Linked DNA regions of Homo sapiens: region 1 is linked to region 2. A link is a contact called in ENCODE Hi-C or POLR2A ChIA-PET data. All regions are on one chromosome and are shown on one strand. The core of a region is the stretch at or near the end of the contact, and the rest is flanking DNA. Distances in the headings are between cores, read along the strand shown. Region 1 holds the start of TADA2A (transcriptional adaptor 2A). Region 2 holds the start of ZNHIT3 (zinc finger HIT-type containing 3).

The links. Hi-C counts contacts between places; a loop is a spot of excess contacts on that map. ChIA-PET counts read pairs that join two places held with the same protein, here RNA polymerase II (POLR2A). Pooled maps may share reads with other maps.
Region 1: a loop to region 2 is called in a map with no recorded cell type, with 7 times the contacts of the local background. The contact joins the promoter of TADA2A here to the promoter of ZNHIT3 in region 2. A Hi-C loop is called at or near these places in 1 of 37 single-sample maps with no recorded cell type and 6 of 50 pooled maps. POLR2A ChIA-PET finds 5 or more read pairs at or near these places in 1 of 52 experiments (A673).

The regions. Positions count from the first base shown.
Region 1 is chr17:37,405,497-37,411,487 of GRCh38, forward strand. It overlaps TADA2A (transcriptional adaptor 2A), which reads left to right and starts at 1,390. Exons shown (of 16, transcript NM_001166105.3): 1 at 1,390-1,453; 2 at 5,773-5,894. The coding sequence starts at 5,870. It overlaps ACACA (acetyl-CoA carboxylase alpha), which reads right to left and starts at 1,340. Exons shown (of 56, transcript NM_198834.3): 1 at 766-1,340. The coding sequence starts at 803. RefSeq lists an enhancer at 2,522-3,206.
Region 2 is chr17:36,483,606-36,489,907 of GRCh38, forward strand. ZNHIT3 (zinc finger HIT-type containing 3) reads left to right here and starts at 3,076. Exons shown (of 5, transcript NM_004773.4): 1 at 3,076-3,180; 2 at 3,330-3,361. The coding sequence starts at 3,095. It overlaps LOC105371749 (a long non-coding RNA gene), which reads right to left and starts at 3,074. Exons shown (of 3, transcript XR_934710.4): 1 at 2,982-3,074. RefSeq lists an enhancer at 2,797-3,730.

The DNA of each region.
Region 1 (5,991 bases), core at 140-2,639, 920 kb after region 2:
GGTACATACCAAAATGTTAATTATTTATTTAACCTGGTGGGAGGTGGTTTTTCTTTCCTTTTCTTTTCTTTTTGAGACAGAGTTTCGCTCTCGTTGCCCAGGCTGGAGTGGAATGGCAAGATCTTGGCTCATTGTAACCTCTGCCCCCAGGGTTCAAGCGATTCTACTGCCTCAGCCTCCGGAGTAGCTGGGATTACAGGTGCCTGCCACCACACCCGCGTAATTTTTTGTATTTTTAGTAGAGACGGGATTTCACCATGTTGGTCAGGCTGGTCTAGAACTCCAGACCCTGTGATCCGCCCGCCTCGGCCTGCCAAAGTGCTGGAATTACAGGCGTGAGCCACCGCGCCCGGCAGGGCTTTTTTTTTTTTTTTTTTTTGGAATGAACTTGTATTATGCATATACCAAAAAAGAATGAAAGGGTTCACACAGGCATAAAGTGTAAGTGAATTCTAAAAAAAGGTTGGGCAAATTTATCAAAGGCAGACTTCTAAATAGATGTAACAGTTATATAGTTCAGATAAACCATGGTTTGAATTCCCTTCCCCAGTACTTCCTAGCAGTGTGATCCCAAGTTATTTATGTCAGTGCCTAGATTTCTTCACCTGGAAAATAGGGATAACAACAGGTGCCTACCTCACAAGTTTTAAATGAGACCGTATGTGTAACCTGCTTTGTGCAATGTCTGGCATGCAATAAGTACTCGACAAATGGTAGCTATTAGAATCATCATTAACAGCAGTAATAAGAGATCTTGGGACATACCTAGCCCTCAAGATTGACATCAGAGTAGACCACCACATCCTCTCATCATTGCGCCTCAATTTGGGCCTCTGAAGCCCAAAGAGGGGATGGTTCTTTCCAAAGAAGACAATTTCGACGTTCCAGGAGCATCTGATTGAAACGCACCCTCTTCACCCCTTAAAATCAGTCTGGTTCATCCACGAGCAGCCCTTCGGGGCCCGGACTGGAGAGGCGCCACGGCTCGCCGTCCCTGGGCCCAGTTCCCTCAGCCTCAATTTCCCTTGCTGCAACAGGGGTGGAGATGGGAACGTTATCCCCAAACCCAGGCAGTCCCGGCTCGGCCCGCCTCACCGCACTCCGGAGGGGACCAAACAGCCCCACGCGCCAGGAAGCCTCAGGCAACGGGCCACGCGCCACACGGGCAAAGTGATTACTGGTCGGATCAAAAGTCAGGCAAGCGGCTCAGCCCCATCCTCCCAGTCCTCGGGCACGGGGACAGCAGCAGGCGCGCGGCGGGGACCGGGAAAAGGCCAAGAGGGCGGTGGCGGGCGCTCAGCACCCGGCGGGGGCCTCCACGGCCGAGGGGCGGAGGCGGCGGGCGCGCGGCACGCGGCGCGCTCGCCACTGCGCCGCCCGGGGGCGCGCACGCAAAGCCCGGAGGCGCGCGCGACCGGCGGCTCTTTGGCGCGGATTAGGGGGTCTCGGCGAGGTGAGGCGCCAGGCAGCGCTGGGCGGGCGGGCGGGCGGGTGGCGGAGCGCGAGCCCCTCTAGCGGGACTAGGGAGAAGCGGGGGCCACGAGGTGCGGCGGGGGAGGAGTCGCGGGCTGCGGGCCCCGGCGGCGGGCTTGACGCGGCAGGCTGGCGGGCCGGCGGGCGGGCAGCGGCGGGCCTCGCCGCTCTGTGGGGGAGGGCGGTGTGGGGCCGGGCCTGACCCCGGGGGCCCGCCCCGCGTCTGGGCGGTGCCCCAGTGCCCCGGCCTCGCCATTTCCCGCTCAGCCCTGGAGCGCGTAGCTCTACCAAGAATGGCCACTGTGCCAGATGCCCCTGACCAGCGTTGCCCATTTGAATTTCCTAGCAGGCCCCCCAAAGTAGGTATTTCAGTACCCTGTTAGAGCTGAGGCGCAGGTAAAATGACTGGCCCAGGCCGGTCCCACCCCGTAAGGATTTGAACGTTGGCTCCACAACTCGGGAGCCTGCGCCTTTCCTCCTCCCAACGTGGACTCCTGCCCGGCGAAGTGCCTCACTTCCTTCTCCCGGTAACTGATTCGAATTTGGCGATTGTTAGTTTGGAGCTAGCGCCAGTGTTTCCACGGAAGTTGGTGTCAGAATGTGGTCTCTTGTGAAAGGGGGAGAAAGAAGATTCTGCAGACTGCAATATTGTGCTTTTTTGCCTTTTTTTTTTTTTCTCCTAGGCTGTACTGCAGTGCAGTGGCACGATCGCGGCTCACTGCAATCTCCGCCTCCCAGGCTCAAGCGATTCTCGTGCCTGAGGCGTGGGCCACCACGCCCAGCTAATATTTGTATTTTCAGCAGAGGTGGGGTTTCACCATGTTGGCCAGGCTGGTCTCGAACTCCTGACCTCAAGTGATCCTTCCGCCTCGGCCTCCCAAAGTGCTGGGATTACAGGCGTGAGCCACCACGCCCGGCCCTACTATTTTTTTATTTTTTGAGATGGCGTTTCTTTCGCCCAGGCTGGAGTGCAATGGCGCCATCTCAACACACTGCAACTTCTGCCTCCCAGGTTCAAGCGATTCTCCTGCCTCAGCCTCCCGAGTACCTGGGATTACAGGCGCCCGCCACCACACCTGGCTATTTTTTGTATTTTTAGTAGAGATGGGGTTTCGCTGTGTTGGCCAGGTTGATCTCGAACTCCTGACCTCAGGTTATCTGCCCACCTGGGACTCCCAAAGTGCTGAGATTACAGGCGTGAGCCACCGCACCCGGCCTCCTACTGTGCTTTTTCGAGTGTTGATCAGTCCCTATTGACTGTGCATCCTTTACTGGACGTCTGTTTTTGTTTTTGTTTTTTGAGAGGGAGTTTCACACTTGTTGCTCAGGCCAGAGTGCAACAGCGCGTTCTCAGCCCACCGCAACCTCCACCTCCCGGGTTCAAGCAGTTCTCTTGCCTCAGCCTCCCAAGTAGCTGGATTACAGGCATACGCCACCACGCCCAGCTAATTTTGTATTTTTAGTAGAGACAGGGTTTCTACATGTTGGTCAGGCTGATCTCGAACTGCCGACTTCAGGTGATCTGCCTGCCTCGGCCTGCTAAAGTGCTGGGATTACAGGCGTGAGCCACTGCGTCCAGCCTTGACATCTGTATTTGAAATGACACAGCTATCCCTTGTAAGACACTGCGCAAGTAACATACTCTTTCAGAGCTTGCTTGCTTTTGAAAAAGCAGCTTGCCCCAAAAGTGTGGGAGTGAGGATTCAAAGAATCCCCACACCTTGGTACCCACGGGTACCTAGCAAATTGAAAAAGTTCAGTAAATTTGGCAGTTATTTGATTGCTGCGTTCGTAATACACCCTTGCTAGACTCATTTTTCTTCAGAGCTCAACTTTTCCTGAGAGGACAGCAAAGGGAGACCTACCCCACCCCAAAAAGGGAAAGTTCTTTGATGGCAGCGTTAGCAGAAATGTTGCCCACACTTAGTGATGAATTATTCTCCAAGCTAAAAATTACCAGGGTGAAAAAAATCACTTCAGAAAAGCTAAAGATAAATTAACCTTTTGTAGAATTAACATTTATTAGTCCACTACTATGTGTTTATTGTATTCCTCCTGTATGCTTGGCATTTTAAAAGCATACAGATAGGTATCCGATATAGTCTCTGCTTTCACTTATTTATTATTTATTTTTGAGACAGGATCTTGCACTGTCGCCCAGGCTGGAGTGCAGTGGCACAATCTCGGCTCACTGCAACCTCCACCTGCCTGGTTCAAGCAACTCTCATGCCTCAGCCTCCCGAGTAGCTGGGATTATAGGCGCCCGCCACCACGCCAAGCAAATTTTTTTGTATTTTTGGTAGAGACGGGGTTCTCACTATGTTGCCCAGGCTGGTCTGAAACTCCTGACCTCTGGAGATTCATCTGCCTCAGTCTCCCAAAGTGCTGGAGTTACAGACATGAGCTACCACACCCAGCCTGCTTTCACTTAATTTAGAAGTGGGGGAAAATAGACATTCAGAAGTAATACTCACAAAGTAGAATGTGAAAAATGCCAGATAAAAAGCTGTGAGTGGGCCGGGTGCGGTGGCTCATGCCTGTAATCCCAGCACTTGGGGAGGCTGAGGTGGGCAGATCGCCTGAGGTCAGGAGTTCGAGACCAGCCTGGCCAACATGGTGAAACCCCGTCTCTACTAAAAATACAAAAATTAGCCAGGCCTGGTGGCCCGCGCCTGTAATCCCAGCTAATTGGGAGGCTGAGGCAGGAGACTCGCTTGAACCCGGGAGGCGGAAGTTGCAGTGAGCTGAGATCGTGCCATTGCATTCCAGCCTAGGCAACGAGAGCGAGACTTAGTCTCAAAAAAAAACAAAAACAAAAACAAAAAGCTGTGAGTGTACAGAAGAAGGATTATTTTTTGACTTAGTGTAAAATATTATTTTATTTCTGCTTCAAAGAAGATACTTTGGGCCAGGCATGGTGGCTCACACTTGTAATCCCAGCACTCCAGCACTTTTGGAGGCCGAGGTGGGCGGATCACTTGAGGCCAAGAGTTCGAGACCAGCCTGGCCAACATGGTGAAACCCTGTCTCTCCTAAAAATACAAAACAATTAGCCAGGTATGGTGGTGGCACATGCTTGTAATCCCAGCTTCTCAGGAGGCTGAGGCACAAGACACAAGAATCAAAAATGAGAACCAAATGGAGAATGAGAATCCCTTGAACCTGGGAGGCAGAGGTTGCAATGAGTACTCCAGCCTGGGCAACAGAGCCAGACTGTGTCTCCAAAAAAAAAAGAAAAAGAGACTTAGTCTGTCCTCCAAGCTGGAGTGCAGTGGTGGCTCACTGCATCCTCGACCTCCTAGGCCCAAGCGTTCCACCTCATCCTCCTGAGTAGCTGGAACCATAAGCATGGGCCACTGTACCCGGCTAACTTTTTTTTTTTTTTTTTAAGAGATGGGGTCTCCCTATGTTGCCCAGGCTGGTCTTGAACTCCTGGGTCCCAGTAATCCTCCCACGTCAGCCTCCCAGAGTGCTGGGATTACAGGCATGAGCCACTGTGCCTGGCCCTGTTACGTACTTGTTGAAAGAGTGAGGAACAAATGTATGTTGTAATAGATAGGATTTTTTGGTTTCCAGTTACAGAAACTCGTTCAGTCTTATGATTAAAGTTGAGTTTATTAAAGTTTATTAAAGAGAGAGAAATGAGAGAAGAGTTAAACAGTTGAGCCACCTGGGGCTAGGGATTTCAACAGCCAGAGCACATGGACTGAATTCTTTGAATGAATTCTAGTGAATAACTAAGCTCCAACTGCCTTCTGTCCTTTCATGTCTTACTCAAGATCCAGATTTCTGGAAGAAGAGACCTGGTTGCTTTAGCTTTTGTCAGGGGTGGGGAATGGGGTATTGTGATTGGCAGCCCCACCAGTATCACATGAAATGTGGGAGGGTCAGTTTCCCAAATAAAGATGGCAGCTAAGGAGAGAAATGATGCTGAGTAGAGAAAGCCAACAGTTGTTTATTAGAAATATGTAGCATTTGCCCCTGCCACCCTCAGTGCCCCATAGACCCAGATCCTTCCTCATAAAAAAGAAAAATATGTAGCATTTATAGAGGACCAGGTACCATGCTACATTACTTATATGGATTATGATATTTGATTATAACATTTAATTCTCACAACTTTGGAAGGTAGGCACTGTTATACCCACTACAGAGGAAGAAACAGGTTTTCAGAGGTGGAATAATTTTTCAACATTACAAAGCTAAGATGTGGCAGAGCTGAGTATGTTGCATATCTTCTCTTTATCTTGTCCCTTTGAATGATTTTCTGATCCATGTGCCACTTTTGTTTGTTCCTAGGGAGTCATCAAGCTTTGGTGTATGTGTTGGCCGGTTCTGAAGTCTTGAAGAAGCTCTGCTGAGGAAGACCAAAGCAGCACTCGTTGCCAATTAGGGAATGGACCGTTTGGGTTCCTTTAGCAGTAAGTACAGTGGGAACAAGTCTCAGGTGACTTATTATTATTTTTTTTTTGAGATGGACTCTCCCTCTGTTGCCCAGGCTGGGGTACAGTGGCATGA
Region 2 (6,302 bases), core at 1,826-4,325:
GTGCATGGGAAGGATTCCAGGAATTTAATTTTCTTTTCTTTTGAGATGGAGTCTCGCTCTGTCACCAAGCTGGAGTGCAGTGGCGCGATCTGGGCTCACTGCAACCTCCGCTTCCCGGGTTCAAGGGATTCCCCTGCCTCAGCCTCCCTAGTAGCTGGGACTGCAGGCGCGTGCCACCACACCTGGCTAATTTTTTGTATTTTAGTAGAGACGGGGGTTTCACCATGTTGGCCAGGATGGTCTCGATCTCCTGACCTCGTGATCTGCCCGCCTTGGCCTCCCAAAGTGCTGGGATTACAGGCGTGAGCCACCGCGCCTGGCCGAATTTTCTTTTTTCTTTTTTTTTTCTGGAGTCATCATCTCTCCACTCGCAGATAGGGAGTCAGCGTGGTTTGTATGCAGGTGGGAGGGACTGAGCCCCTGAAAATGGTTAGGATTGTCTCTGGCCTCAGCCTTGGTACACACATCACAGGACAAATCAAGCAGACAGTGGTGAGTCCGCCACAGTGGGCAAATTTCTACCCGTGCCAGACAGTGTACAGGATCTTTTGTTTTTTTTTCTCTCTCTCTCTTCCTTTTGAGACAAGGTCCTGCTCTGTCACCCAGGCCGGAGTGCAGTGGCGTGATCTCCACTCACTGCAACCTCCACCTCCTGGGCTCAAGCGATTTTCCCACCTCAGCCTCCCCAGTAGCTGGGATTACAGGCTCAAGCCACTGCCCCCCGCTAATTTTTGTATCTTTTTGGGTAGAGATGGGTTTTTGCCATGTTGCCCAGGCTGGTCTTGAACTCCTGGGCTCAAGCCATGTGCCCGCCTTGGCCTCCCAAAGTGCTAGGATTACTGGCGTGAGCCACCTTACCTGGTGGGGCACAGGATTTTAAATTAAATTTTTTTTTTTTTAATTTTTAGAGACAGAGTCTTGCTCTGTCGCCCAGGCTGGAGTGCAGTGGCATGATCTTGGCTCACTACAATCTCTGCCTCTAGAGTTCCGGCGATTCTTGTGCCTCAGCCTCTCTAGTAGTTGGGATTACAGGCGTGCACCACCACACCCAGTTAATTTTTTCTATTTTTAGTACAGACAGGGTTTTGCTATGTTAGCCAGGCTGGTCTTGAACTCCTGGCCTCAAGTGATCTGCCTGCTTTGGCCTCCCAAAGTGCTGGGATCACAGGCGTGAGCCACTGCGCCTGGCCTAAATTTTTCGTCTTTAAGACGGGGTCTCTCTCTCTCTGTCATCCAGGCTGGAATGCAGTGGCACAATCATAGCTCACTGCAGCCTTGAACTCCTGGGCTCAAGTGAGCCTCCAGCCTCAACTTTCTAAGTAGCTGGGACTACAGGCTGATGCGACCATGCCCGACTTGGCACAGGATTTAAATATGGCCCTGGACAAGTCACTGGCCTTCTCTGGCCTTCCCAGGTAAGCTTGGACTTTCTGGGATGCTTCAAGTTCAAATCATCAGTGGTACAACTGTTGAACAATATGAGGAACGCTGCGGGTTACTGGGCCTGTGTGGACCCGTTTTGGATTCTAAGCTGGGTCCTGGGCAGAAGTTGGAGGCTGGGGCAGCTGCAAGCAGGACAGGCAGGTGGCCAGAGGGCCCAGCAGCTTCAGCACTGAGGACTGGACTGGGTCGCCACGCCCAAAGGAAGGATAATTACTCACCTCCCACTCAAGAAGCAGGCGGCAGAACTGTTTTGGAGAGCATGGCTTGGGGCCTGGGACCTATGTTCATGCGGTCCAGACGGAGATCCATGAGAGTTAAGACTCTTTCTAGATATCAGGTAGCACTTCTGATTACAAAACTTTTGCACATGGTCTCCTCTCTGCTTTACAACAGCTCAGGAAAGTAGGCCCAAACATCCACTTTAATAGATGAGGGAGCTCAGAGGGGGTAACCAACCCCTCCAGGTCACACAGCCAGGGAGGGGGTTGAGCCAAGGTTCAAACCACTGCCTCGGTTGTTGCAGATACATCCCTGCAGACACCTTTATTGAAGAGGGACCCTGAAGGCTGAACGGCCAACACAGAAGAGGAGGCACTTGGGAGTAAGGGTGATTTATGGCCCTGGGAGGGCCCAGTGCAGGTAGGATGGGAGCTAAGGTAAGGCTGGGCCATGCCTAGCTGCAAGCAAATTTCCTTAAAAAACAAACAACAAAAAACATTACTTTTTCTAAACCTAAAGTTTGTGGTGGCATTCAAGTCCCATCATAGCCCATCTATCCAGACTCATCTGCCTGGGATCCCCGTCTTGGGACTAGTGGTCACTGGCCTGCTTCCTGGTCAATTAGCTTCCGGGACTAGGGGGAGGTGTGAGGAGCCTAGAGTGCAAAATTTAAGAAGCACTCAGTCTCAGGGGCGTGCAGGTGCAGGGTAGCGACGGCAGGACTCTAAGAGTGAGTCTCTTTCCTCCCCGTTTCCCCGTCCTACTTTCACTCTAAGCATTTAGTTCCCAGGGGACAGAGACGACTTCTTCATTAGAAGACCCCGGGGGGTCCCCAGCCCGGAAGGGCTCACAGTTGGAGCTCAAACATTTGCCACTGTTCAGGCTCATCTTTCTTTCCCCAGTGAAAAATGGTCTAGGTTGGGAAGGGCAGGTTCCTGTCTACTGCGTGATCCAACCGATTCTGGTTCGCCCAATGTCTGGACTTGTCCTTTGCCAAGAATAAGCAGATGAGATGGGCGGATGAACCCCAATGTCCCTGCAAGATTCAGGAAGTCCCAGCCAGAAAGTAAAGGACGTTTAGTTCCATGTATTGTTTTCTTTTTTACATGCGGGGCAACACACCTGGACAGTGTCGATGGCTTGCTCCAAGCCACACGGCCGCATAGGGACAGGGACTGGGCTACATAACAAGTTCTTCGACGCTGTGATCTAATCAAGGAAAACCTGGGACGCAGCTAATAGATGCGCATCGAGTGTATCGACGCTCTAAGTACGAGGGCTGGAACAGTGAGCAGGATCAGTCCATTGCTTTTGCCTACCTGCTGAGCGCTGATTGGTCCCCGTTTAGGAAACGGAAAAAGGGGCGTGCACGCGGGCGCGGCTGCGTGAGAGGCGCGCGGCGGCGCAGTGAACAGTCTCCTTCCACAAAACCATGGCGTCGCTCAAATGTAGCACCGTCGTCTGCGTGATCTGCTTGGAGAAGCCCAAATACCGCTGTCCAGCCTGCCGCGTGCCCTAGTGAGCGGGGAGGTCGCGGGGTCCAGGGGCGCGGGTGTCCGGCCATGGCGGGAGGGCGGGAGGCCGGGAGGCCGGGCGGGAGCGGGCGGGCTGCTGGAGGGGCCGGGGACCCTCGGGGCTGACGCGGCCTGTGGCCTCTGTTGTTACAGCTGCTCGGTAGTCTGCTTCCGGAAGCACAAAGGTGAGCCCCGTCCCCGCCAGCCCTCGTACCACTGCGCACGGGGCAGCCCCCACGTCCAGCCTCCGTCTTGGGGGCGTGGACCCTTGGGCTGCGCTTCCTTTCCCGCCTCGGGTCTCCGCGGGTTCTGCAGGAACCTTGCTTCCTCTGACTTGGTCCCTGGTGTCTCTGTGTGTCGGACAGTTCCCTCTGTTGTCCCTGCCTGTAATCGCTCTCAGGGTTTTGGTCAGTAGCCTTTCTTCTACCCCGCTTCTCCTTCTGCGTGTTACTCTTTTTTGCTTAGAAATAGTTTCCGATTGCTTTTCCCACCGAGGTCTACCCTAGCAGTTTCTTCCTCAGTATTCTGATGTAGCCCCTCACCATTTGGCTGAAACTGCGCTAACTTTAACAGTATTTTCACTCGTGTAAATAATGTCTTGTTAGAAACAAAGAGGTAAGTCCATGTACAATACAAGGAGACGTCCTTGATTTGTTAAGAGAAAAAAAGAACCAAGTAAGTTCTGTGTATGATGTGAACACACTTTTGTACAGTTAAAAAGAAGTGACCTGGCCGGGCGCGGTGGCTCACGCCTGTGGTCCCGGCACTTTGAGAGGCCAAGGCGGGTGGATCACCTGAGCCCAGGAGTTCGAGACCAGCCTGGCCAACATGGTGAAACTCCGTCTCTACTAAAAATACAAAAATTAGGCGGGCGAGGTGCGCGCCTGTAATCCCAGCTACTCAGGAGGCTGAGGCAGGAGAATCGCTTGAACCCGGGAGGCGGAGGTTGTAGTGAGCCGAAATCGCACCACTGCACTCCAGCCTGGGCTACAGAGCCAGACTCAGTCTGGAAAAAAAAAGAAAAAAAAAAGTTTGATGTAGGTGGGGCGCGGTGGGTCACGCCTGTAATCCCAGCACTTTGGGAGGCCGAGGCGGGCGGATCATTTGAGCTCAGGAGTTTGAGACCAGCCTGGGCAACATAGCGAAACCCCGTCTCTATAAACAAACAAAGCCAGGCGTGGTGGCCTGTGCCAGTGGTCCCAGCTACTCAGGAAGCAGAGGTGGGAAGATCGCTTGAGCCTGGGAGGAGGAGGTTGCAGTGAGCCAGGATCGTACCACTGCACTCCAGCCTGGGAGACAGCAAGACTGTCTCAAAAAAAAAAAAAAAAAAAGCTTGATGTAGATTCTTTCAGCTTATTTCCACTCTTGTACCAATATATAGAACTTTTTTTTTTAGCTTTTAGAATCTCAGCAATGAGACTGTACCCAACATCCTCATTTGAGTTTATATATTGGGCACTTTTTAAAACCTAGTGCATACAGGCTGGGCGCAGTGGCTCATGCCTGTAATCCCAGCACTTTGGGATGCCAAGGTGGGTGGATCACCTGAGGTCAGGAGTTCGAGACCAGCCTGGCCAACATTATGAAACCACATCTCTACTAAAAATACAAAAATAAGCTGGGTGTGGAGGTGCGCGCCTGTAATCCCAGCTACTTAGGAGGCTGAGGCAGGATAATTGCTTGAACCATGGAGACGCAGGTTGCAGTGAGCCAAGACTGCACCACTGCACTCCAGCCTGGGCAACAGAGTGAGACTCCATCTAAAAAAAAATTAAAAAAATTAAAAATAAAGACTAGTGCATACAAGTTCTAGCTCACTGACTTAAAGGACTGTATGTTATTTCATTATATAGTTGGTACGACCATTATTTATATAAAGCCTCCTATTGGTTGATTTTTCTTTTTAATATTTGTTTTTAATTGACACATAATTGCATACAATTTGAGTTACAGTGTGATACTTCGATACCTGTATACAATGTTTAAGGATCAAATTAGGGTAATTAGCATATTCGCCCCAAATAATCATTTCTTCATGTTGGGAACACTCGCAATCCTCTCTTGTAGCTATTTGAAAGTATAAATTGCTGCCAACATGGTCACACTAAGGTACTGTGTAACACTAGAACTTATTCCTCCCATCTAGCTGTAATTTTGTATCCATTAAGCAACTTCTCCCTAGCCCCCTACACTCTACTCTTCCTAGCCTCCAGTTACCACTATTCTGCTCTCTACTTCTGTGAAATCAACTTGCTTAGCATCCACATGTTAACAAGAACATCTTATGGTGCCTGGCTTGTTTCACTTAACATTATGTTCTTTGGGCTCATCCATGTTCCTGCAAGTGACAGGATTTCATGGTTTTTTATGGCTAATATCCAGTGTATATATGTACCGCATTTCTTTATCCATCTGTTGGTGGATCCTTAGGTTCATTCCTTATCTTGGCTGTTGTGACTAGCAGTAAACGCAGGAGTGCAGGTATCTCTTCGGCAGACTGATTTCATTTCCTTTGGATATATATACAGTAGTGGGATTGCTGGATCATATGGTAGTTCTATTCGTAGTTTTTTTTTAGGAACCTCTATGCTGTTTTCCATAATGACTATACTAATTTACATTCCCAATAACAGTGCAGTGTATAAGAGTTCCCTTTTCTCCACATCCTTGCCAACATGTTTTTTTCTTTTTGATAATAGCCATTCTTACTGTGGTGAGATGATACCTCATTGTGGTCTTGACTTGCATGTCCCTAATAATTAGTGATGTTGAACATTTTTTCATGTACTTGTTGGCCATTTATATGTCTTCTTTTGAGAAGTGTCTGTTTGGCTCATTTGCCCATTTTTTTTTTTTTTCTTTTTGAGACAGAGTCTTGCTCTTGTCGCCCGGGCTGGAGTACAGTGGCGCAGTCTCTGCTTACTGCAACCTCCGCTTCCAGGGTTCAGGTGATTCTCCTGCCTCAGCCTCCAAAGTAGCTGGGATTACAGGTGCCTGCTGGCTGATTTTTGTATTTTTAGTAGAGACAAGGTTTCACCATGTTGGCCAGGCTGGTCTTGAGCTCTTGACCTCAGGTGATCCACCTGCCTCGGCCTCCCAAAGGGCTGGGATTACAGGGGTGAGCCA